2 separate regions of the Homo sapiens genome follow, and region 1 is linked to region 2. A link is a loop called in an ENCODE intact Hi-C map of the cell type or tissue named here. Cell type or tissue: ascending aorta. All regions are shown on one strand. Each heading gives the region's core, and the rest is flanking DNA. Links, peaks and the distances in the headings are about the cores only. Region 1 overlaps TTC27 (tetratricopeptide repeat domain 27). Region 2 overlaps TTC27 (tetratricopeptide repeat domain 27).

The links. Peaks named below come from ENCODE experiments on the same cell type or tissue, not always from the same donor. Only the 100,000 strongest peaks of a DNase experiment are listed, where the experiment ranks them.
Region 1: a loop joins it to region 2, with 3 times the contacts of the local background. A loop is called at or near these places in 2 of 110 quality-filtered maps.

The regions. Positions count from the first base shown.
Region 1 is chr2:32,645,466-32,649,858 of GRCh38, reverse strand. All of the region lies in intron 4 of TTC27 (tetratricopeptide repeat domain 27), which reads right to left. Among named protein-coding and RNA genes, the nearest start is that of MIR4765, 12 kb to the right of the region's middle. In ascending aorta, for the core only: no CTCF peak of the experiment used is centred there; DNase peaks (open chromatin) are centred at 2,638 and 3,181; H3K27ac peaks cover 3,653 bases.
Region 2 is chr2:32,711,163-32,715,555 of GRCh38, reverse strand. The region is part of intron 10 of TTC27 (tetratricopeptide repeat domain 27); the gene reads right to left. Among named protein-coding and RNA genes, the nearest start is that of MIR4765, 78 kb to the right of the region's middle. In ascending aorta, for the core only: no CTCF peak of the experiment used is centred there; a DNase peak (open chromatin) is centred at 2,443; H3K4me3 peaks cover 1,074 bases; H3K27ac peaks cover 4,000 bases.

The sequences.
Region 1 (4,393 bases), core at 207-4,206, 66 kb after region 2:
TAAAATATATGTTGTGGCCGGGTGCGATGGCTCACACCTGTAATCCCAACACTTTGGGAGGCCGAGGCGGGCAGATCACAAGGTCAGGAGTTCAAGACCAGCCTGGCCAACATGGTGAAACCCTGCCTCTATTAAAAATATAAAAATTAGCTGGGCGTGGTGGCAGGCGCCTGTAGTCCCAGCTACTCGGGAGACTTGAGGCAGGAGAATTGCTTAAACCTGGGAGGCAGAGGTTGCAGTGAGCCGAGGATGCACCATTGCACTCTAGCCTGGGCAACACAGCGAGACCCTGTCTCAAAAAAAAAAAAAAAAATGTTGTATTCATCCTGCTCTGTGGCACTCTATCACCACTTTAATCCGAGTACCAACTCCTTCAGAGGCCCCACAAGAACCCCCTGTGGGGGTGATTTTTCCATCACCTGAACTTCCAGCACATTATCTGTAATTCCCTTGCAAACACATTCCACTGTATTTTATGTATGTCATCTCAGGTTCCAATGTTGTTCACCGTCTACTACCCAACAAGGTAAGAAATCATGTCTTATTCATCTCTATATCCTCCTCAAAGCAATGTATTTTACATAATCTACACAGTAAGAAATACCTTGGATTCAGATGTTCCCCCAATCTGAGAAGATTGCTTCCACACCTGTATGAAACCTCTTCCTTACAGTCTTCTCCTGCTAGTGTGGCACATACTGATCTTTCACTTCTTTGAACTTCTACACTGTTCCTAGAAGTTGGCATCATATTGGACAGCACCTGTTTTTCAAGTTTATAACTCTATTTGAGCCATACATTTCTGAGGGCAGAAACTGCTTTTTTTTATTTTTTATTTTATTTTTTTGAGGCAAGGTCTGACTCTGTCGCCCAGGCTGGAGTGCAGTGGCATGATCACAGCTCACTGCAGCCTGGACCTCCTCAGGCTCACGTGATCCTCCCACTTCAGCTTCCTGAGTTGCTAGGACTACTGGCCATGTCACCATGCCCAGCTAATTTTTGTATTTTTTGGTAGAGATGGGGTTTTGCCATGTTGCCCAGGTTGGTCTCCAACTCCTGGGCTCAAGTGATCCACCCACCTTGGCCTCCCAAAGTGCTGGGATTACAGATGTGAGGCACTGCACCCAGTAGGAAACTGGATTTTAGACATTGTCTTGACTAATGCACAAGCTGAGCATATAGTAGCTTTTTCTTTTATTCGCTGATGCTTTTTCTTACTTGATCAACATATATTTACTTAAAAAAAATAAAAACAAGGAACAACAAGCCAATATAAAAGTATGGCCAGGTATGGTACCTCACACCTATAATCCCAGCTACTCAGGAGGCTGAAATGAGAAGATCACTCGAGGCTAGGAGTTTGAGACCAGGTGGGCAACACTGTAAGACTAAGTCTGTTTTAAAAAAAAAAAAAAAAAAAAAGGGGGGGTGCCAGGTGCAGTGGTTCACACCTGTAGTCCTAGCACTATGGGAGGCCGAGGTGGGGCTGATCACCTGAGGTCAGGAGTTCAAGAGCAGCCTGGCTAACATGATGAAACCCGGTTCCTACTAAAAATACGAAAAATTAGCCAGGTGTGGTGGCATGCGCCTGTAATCCCAGCTACTCGGGAGGTTGAAGCAGGAGAATCACTTGAACCCAGGAGGCGGAGGTTGCAGTGAGCCAAGATTGCACCACTGCACTCCAGCTTGGGCAACAAGAGTGAAACTCCGTCTCAAAAAAAAAAGTATATACGGTGAAGAGTGAAAATCTCTCTTCCACAGCCCCAATATCATCCTCCTCCAGCGGAAAAAATCAGTGACAAAGGTTTACATTCCTCCAGAGCTTCCTCTATGTATGTGCATGTGTGTATATGTACATGTGTACAAGTTATGATAAGTAATTTTGATAAGCTCATTATAAATTATTTGTAACTATATTACTTTACATTATATTACATGAAAGTCTAACAATTAGTTTTCCTTTTAGTTACCTGCAAATATGAGATGACAATTACCAAAAAGCTTTTTTTTGAGATGGGGTCTCAGTACACTGTCCAGGTTGGAGTGCAGTGGCTATTTACAGGAGTCATCATAGCACACTGCAGCTTTGAACTCCTGGACTCAAGCCATCCTCCTGCCTCAGATTTCTAAGTACCTGGGACGACAGGTATATGCCACAGCACCTGGCTCCAAAGAACTTTTTTGCTTGAACTTAATTTCTTCATTTGACTAAGACGTTCCCTTCTAAACTGCTACACACCATAGCCTGGTTCGCTTCTAAAGTGTTATACACCACAACTACTACAACCGTGATGCAACCACAAATGAATTTTGACTCCATGACAAAATCCTTTCAAATTAATACTGTTTCCTCAGTCCATGTAAGGAAATATAAAATTATCTAATAGCAAAGAAATTTCAGACAGTTTTTAACTGAATTCCCTGAGGTGTTGCGTCATTTTCATTCTTTTCCTATCACTATAGCATGAAGTCAGTTTACATCTCAATTATCTGTCCCTTATCTGCTGTCAGCAATAAGTGAGTCAGGTCTGGCAGCTTATTCTTTTACTTTTCTAGACATGGGAATTTAGATACATCCAGTCAAAAAGATTTCACTTTTAAGAAAACACATAATACAAGGCCAGGCACGGTGGCTCACACTTGCAATCCCAGCACTTTGGGTAGCAGGAAGCTCACTTGAGGCCATAAATTCAAGACCAGCCTGGGCAACACAGAGAGACCCCATTTCTACAAAAATTGTTTTTTAGGTAGCTGAGTGTGGTGGTGCGTATCTGTAAACCTAGCTACTCAGGAGTTTAAGGTTATAGTCAGCTGTGATCACACCACTGTACTCCAGGTTGGGCAACAGAGAAGAGACTCTGACTCTAAAAAAAAAAAAACAAAAAACAAACAAAAAAAAACATATAATATGCTGAACTCTCAAAAATCAGATCTATAAATTAACTCTCAAACCAAAAATCTTTATATGGGGGAGGGAAGAATAAAACAAATATAGAGGCCGGGCGCGGTGGCTCATGCCTGTAATCTCAGCACTTTGGGAGGCTGAGGCAGGCGGATCACAAGGTCAGGAGATCAAGACCTTCCTGGCCAACACAATGAAATCCCATCTCTACTAATAATACAAAAAATTAGCTGGGCGTACTGGTGGGAGCCTGTAGTCCCAGCTACTTGGGGGGCTGAGGCAGGAGAATGGCATGAACCCGGAAGGTGGAGCTTGCAGTGAGCAGAGATCGCGCCACTGCACTCCAGCCTGGGAGACAGACAGAGTGAGAGTCGGTCTCCAAAAAAAAAAAAAAAAAAACCAAATATAGAAAGCATAGCCTATTTTTCTACTAGTCAGTGTAACAGACCTTTTCAGTTTGTCAAGAATTGCTTAATATAAAAATAGAGGGCTGGCACAGTAGCTTATGCCTGTTAATCCCAGCACTTTGGGAAGCCAAGGTAGGAAGATCACTTGAAGCCACGAGTTTCAGACAAGCCTGGGCAATGCAGTGAGATCCCATCTCTACAAAAATAAAACTTAAAAAATTGAGCCAGGCATGGTGGCTCACACCTGTAATCCCAGCACTGTGGGAGGCCAAGGCAGGTGGATCACGAGGTCAGGAGATCGAGACCATCTGGGCTAACATGGTGAAACCCCGTCTCTACTAAAAATGCAAAAAATTAGCTGCACATGGTGGTGGGCGCCTGTAGTCCCAGCTCCTCGGGAGGCTGAGGCAGGAGAATCGCGTGAACCCAGGAGGCAGAGGTTGCAGGGAGCCAAGATTGCACCACTGCACTCCAGCCTGGGCGACAGAGCGAGACTCCATCTCAAAAAAAAAAATTAAAATTGAAAATTGAGGCCGGGCACTGTGGCTCACACCTGTAATCCCAGCACTTTGGGAGGCTGAGGCAAGCAGATCATTGAGGTCAGGAGTTCGAGACCAGCCTGACCAACATGGTGAAAATCCATCTCTCCGAAAAATACAAAAAAAATTAGCCGGGCCTGGTGGTGCATACCTGTAGTCCCAGCTACTTGGGAGGCTGAGGCAGGAGAATCACTTGAACCCGGGAGGCGGAGGTTGCACTGAGCTGAGATCACGCCACTGCACTCCAGCCTGGGCGACAGAGTAAAACTCTGTCTCAAAAAAATAAAAAAAGAAAGAAAAAATTGGGGGGAGGCGGGAGGGATAGCATTAGGAGATATATCTAATGCTAAATGACGAGTTAATGGGTACAGCACACCAACATGGCACATGTATACATATATAACAAACCTGCACATTGTGCACATGTACCCTAAAACTTAAAGCATAATAATAATACAATTTTAAAAAAAGAAACAAAGAAAGAAAAAATTGAGGCATTAATAAAAAAGTGAACTTGAGGTCTTGCTTTAGATAATTTCTAGATT
Region 2 (4,393 bases), core at 260-4,259:
CATGCAACTACACAGTATCGAGAACAGATGTTCTAATGCTGGAGGAATCACATTATCATACTTCAAACTGTACCACAAGGCCACAGAAACAAAAATAGCATGGTACTGGTACAAAAAACAGACACACAGACCAATGGAACAGAATAGAGAGCCCAGGAACAGAGCCACACACCTACAACATGTGATCTTTGAGAAAGTTGACAAAAACAAACAATGGGGAAAGGACTCCTTATTCAACAAATGGTGCTGGGATAACTGGCTAACCACATGCAGAAGACTGAAACTGGACCCCTTTCTTACCCCATATGCAAAAATCAACTCAAGATGGATTAAAGACTTAAATGTAAAACCAAAAACTATAAAATCCCTGGAAGATAACCTAGAAAGTACTATTCTGAATGTAGGGACTGGCAAAGATTCCATGATGAAGATGCCAAAAGCAATTTCAACAAAAACAAAAATTGACAAATGGAACCAAATTAAACAAAAGAGCTTTTGCACAACAAAACAATCAACAGAGTAAAGAGACAACCTACAAAATGAGAGAAAATATTTGCAAATGCATCCAACAAAGGTCTGATATCCATAATCTATAAGGAACTTAAACAAAAAACAAAAAACAACCCCATTAAAAAGTGGGCAAAGGACATGAACAGTCACTTTTCAAAAGAAGACATATGCACAGCCAACAAGCATATGAAAAAAATGCTTAACATCACTAATCACTGGAGAAATATAAATCAAAACTACAATGAGATACCATCTCACAATAGTCAGAATGGGTATTAAAAAGTCACAAAATAACATGCTAAAGAGGTTGTGGAAAAAAGGGAACACTTACATACCGTTGATGGGAATGTAAATTAGTTCAGCCATTGTGGAAAGCAGCTTGGCAATTTCTCAAAGAACTTAAAACAGAACTACCATCAGACTCAGCAATCTCATTACTGTTTATATACCCAAAGGATTATAAATCAGTCTACCATAAAGACACATGTGTGTGTATGTTCATTACAGCACTATTCACAATAGCAAAGGCATGGACTCAACCTAAATTCCCATCAACAGTAGACTAAATAAAGAAAATGGGGTAGGCCTGGCCAGGTGCAGTGGCTCACGCCTGTAATCCCAGCACTTTGGGAGGCCGAGGTAAGCAGATCACAAGGTCAGGAGATCGAGACCATCCTGGCTAACATGGTGAAACCCTGCCTCTACTAAAAATACAAAAAATTAGCCAGGCATGGTGGCAGGCTCCTGTAGTGCCAGATACTCGGGAGACTGAGGCAGGAGAATGGTGTGAACCCGGGAGGTGGAGCTTTCAGTGAGCCGAGATGGTACCACTGCACTCCAGCCTGGGCGACAGAGCGAGACTCCATCTCAAAAAAAAAAAAAGGCGGGGGGGCGGGGGTGCGCTGCATATACACCATGGAATACTACGCAACCCTAAAAAAGAACAAGATTATGTTCTTTGCAGCAACAAAGATGGAGCCAGAGGCCATTAACTTAAGCAAACTAATGCAAGGACAGAAAACCAAATAGTGCATACTCTCACTTATAATTGGGAGCTAAATGTTGGATACACATGGATACAAAGAAGGGAACAACAGACATTGAGGCCTACTTGAGGGTGGAGAGCGGAAGGAGCTAAGAATTGAAAAATTACTTATCAGGTACTATGCTTATTACCTGAGTGACGAAATAATCTGTACACCAAAACCCTGAGACACACAATTTACCTACTTAACAACTTGCACATGTACCCCTGAGCCTAAGTTAAAAGTCAAAAAAAAGAACAAATATTCTAGGAAAAAAGTCATTTAAAAATTGTGAAATCTGACTTAATTAACACAGTTAAGAAAGTCAAATTGCAGTATAAACAGACTTCAGGGACAGAAAACTGCAATAATCTCAAATTTCCAATTCAATGCAATGTCCTCCTGGAAATCCAAGGAAGAAGAAAAATATTCCTGTTGGACAAATATCTTCAGAGGCACAACGGCTTGGACAGGGACAGAACTTCACGACTTAAATTAACAGGTGTAAGAGGTAACCAAGTAATTAAAATTCATTATCAAGATTATTTCAGTAATAAACATAAAACAATCTAACATTGATCTCCAAAGACTGAACTAAGTTTATCTAACACCATGTGAAAGGAGTTTGATATGAAAGAAGACAATGACAAATTTGGTTTGCACAATTTTTTTTTCAAAAATGTTTTGTTTTGGACATAAATAAGGTGGTCCCTTTGAATATATGTAGTTTCCATTAATTTGCTTCACATTTGGATTATAAAATGTTTTAGCCCCTTTGTGTTGCTGTAATAGAATATTAGGATTGGGTCACCTATAACGAGCAGAGATTTTATTTCTTATAGTTCTGGAGACGGGGAAGTCTAAGATGGAAGGGCCAGCATCTGGAAAAGACCTCTTGCTGCATCATCCCATGGCAGAGGCACAAGAGGGAGAGTGAGAGCAAGAGAGAGAGAGGGAAGGAAGCCAAACTCATTCTTTTATCAGGAACCTAACCCCTGAAATACTGGCATTAATCCATTAATGACCTAATCACCTCTTAAAGGTGCCATCTCTCAATACTTTTGCATTGGGGATTAAGTTTCCACCACATCAACTTTGGGAGATGCACATAAACCACAGCATATAAAAGAAAAGGATGTGATCTTCTGATAAAATGTTGAATATAAGAATTTAAGGCTGGGTGCAGTGTCTCATGCCTGTAATCCCAACACTGTGGGAGGCGAAGGAAGGTGAATAGCTTAAGCCCAGGAGTTCAAGACCAGCCCGGGTAATGTGGTGAAACCTTGTCTCTATAAAAAATACAAAAATTGACAGACGTGGTGACGCACACCTGTAGTTGGGAGGCTAAGGCAGGAGAAACAGGTGAGCCCAGGAGGTGGAGATCGCAGTCCCGAGATCATGCCATTGCACTCCAGCCTGGGTGACAAAGTGAGACTCTGCCTCATTTAAAAAAAGAAAAAAAAGAAAAAAAAAGAATTTAGATCAGATGCGGAAGGAAAGGCAGAATGACGATAGAGAACACTATTTTATACTCCACTGGTAGAAAAGCAGGGTGTAAATGATTACTGAAGAATATAATCTTATTTTATTTCAAGCAGCTTCTGAATCATAGCCATTAAAATAGTTTCCATAAACATTATTTTCTTCATTGTCACTAACATCACCACTGCCTTGAACATGCAATAAAAAATTGCAGCCTGAAATAATTTCAGAAGACAGGGTGTTTTTAATAGATTGTCCTCGACTTGGAGTTTCTTCTTCTTCTGTGGATCTTATAATCATGATTTATTTACCTTTAGTTGTGATTAAACATTTTCTTTTCAAGTTTGGCACGTCTCACTTAGAGATCTCTTCCAAATCTGCCATTCCTTAGGACTTGCCGTTGAAGCCTTCAGTGTAACTGCCGGCAACCATGTAAGTCTGTGTAGTCCAGACTGTCACTAACTAGCCAGACAAACTGGGGCAAGGTTACCTGACTTCATCACACCTGCATTTCCTCAACACATAATAGAACAAGATTAAACTTTTTCCTAAGGGGGTCCTTTCTAGCTTATTTTCCTTAAGTCTTTTTTTTTTCTTTTTGAGACAGAGTCTCACTCTGTCACCAGGCTGGAGTGCAGTGGCACAATCTCGGCTCACTGCAAACTCCACATCATGGGTTCAAGCAATTCTCCTGCCTCAGCTTCCTGAGTAGCTGGGATTACAGGTGCCTGCCACCACGCCCAGTTAATTTTTGTATTTTTAGTAGAGACAAGGTTTCACCATTTTGGCCAGGCTAGTCTTGAACTCCTGACCTCAGGTGATCCACACACCTCAGCCTCCCAAAGTGCTGGGATTACAGGCATGAGCCACCGCCCCCAGCCTTTTCCTCAAGTTTTAAGTTTACCATTTTATCACTTTACACTGCTGTGGAAGGGAACAGATTTTCATAGAAACTAAAACAATTAAAAAAACACAACACTGTCTTAATATATACATGTAATTTTAAAATCATTTTCCTCTTATTCCTCAGGGATGCAGTAACTTCAACAAACAAAGTAATATCAAGTTCTGAATCAGGGGAATTGGCAGAAGTTCAGATTATGAGCTAAATGCCTCAACATTGACAGAAACTTAGACAAATTGTGCATTCATCCTGTCACATGATCTGACTAATTTCCAAGATTTCTGCGTTGGGGAAGTAAAGAGAATTTTCTACAGTACTACCCTGCGGAGGCAGAAGTAACTGTCTAATTCTGTTCTACAGGTAGTGGACTACGCAACTCTCTTGATAATGCAGCATTTGAATGGCAAAATGAACGAACCCCAAATATAGTAAGGCCAATGCAAAGGTAAAATGCCAGAGCACAGTGATTTGG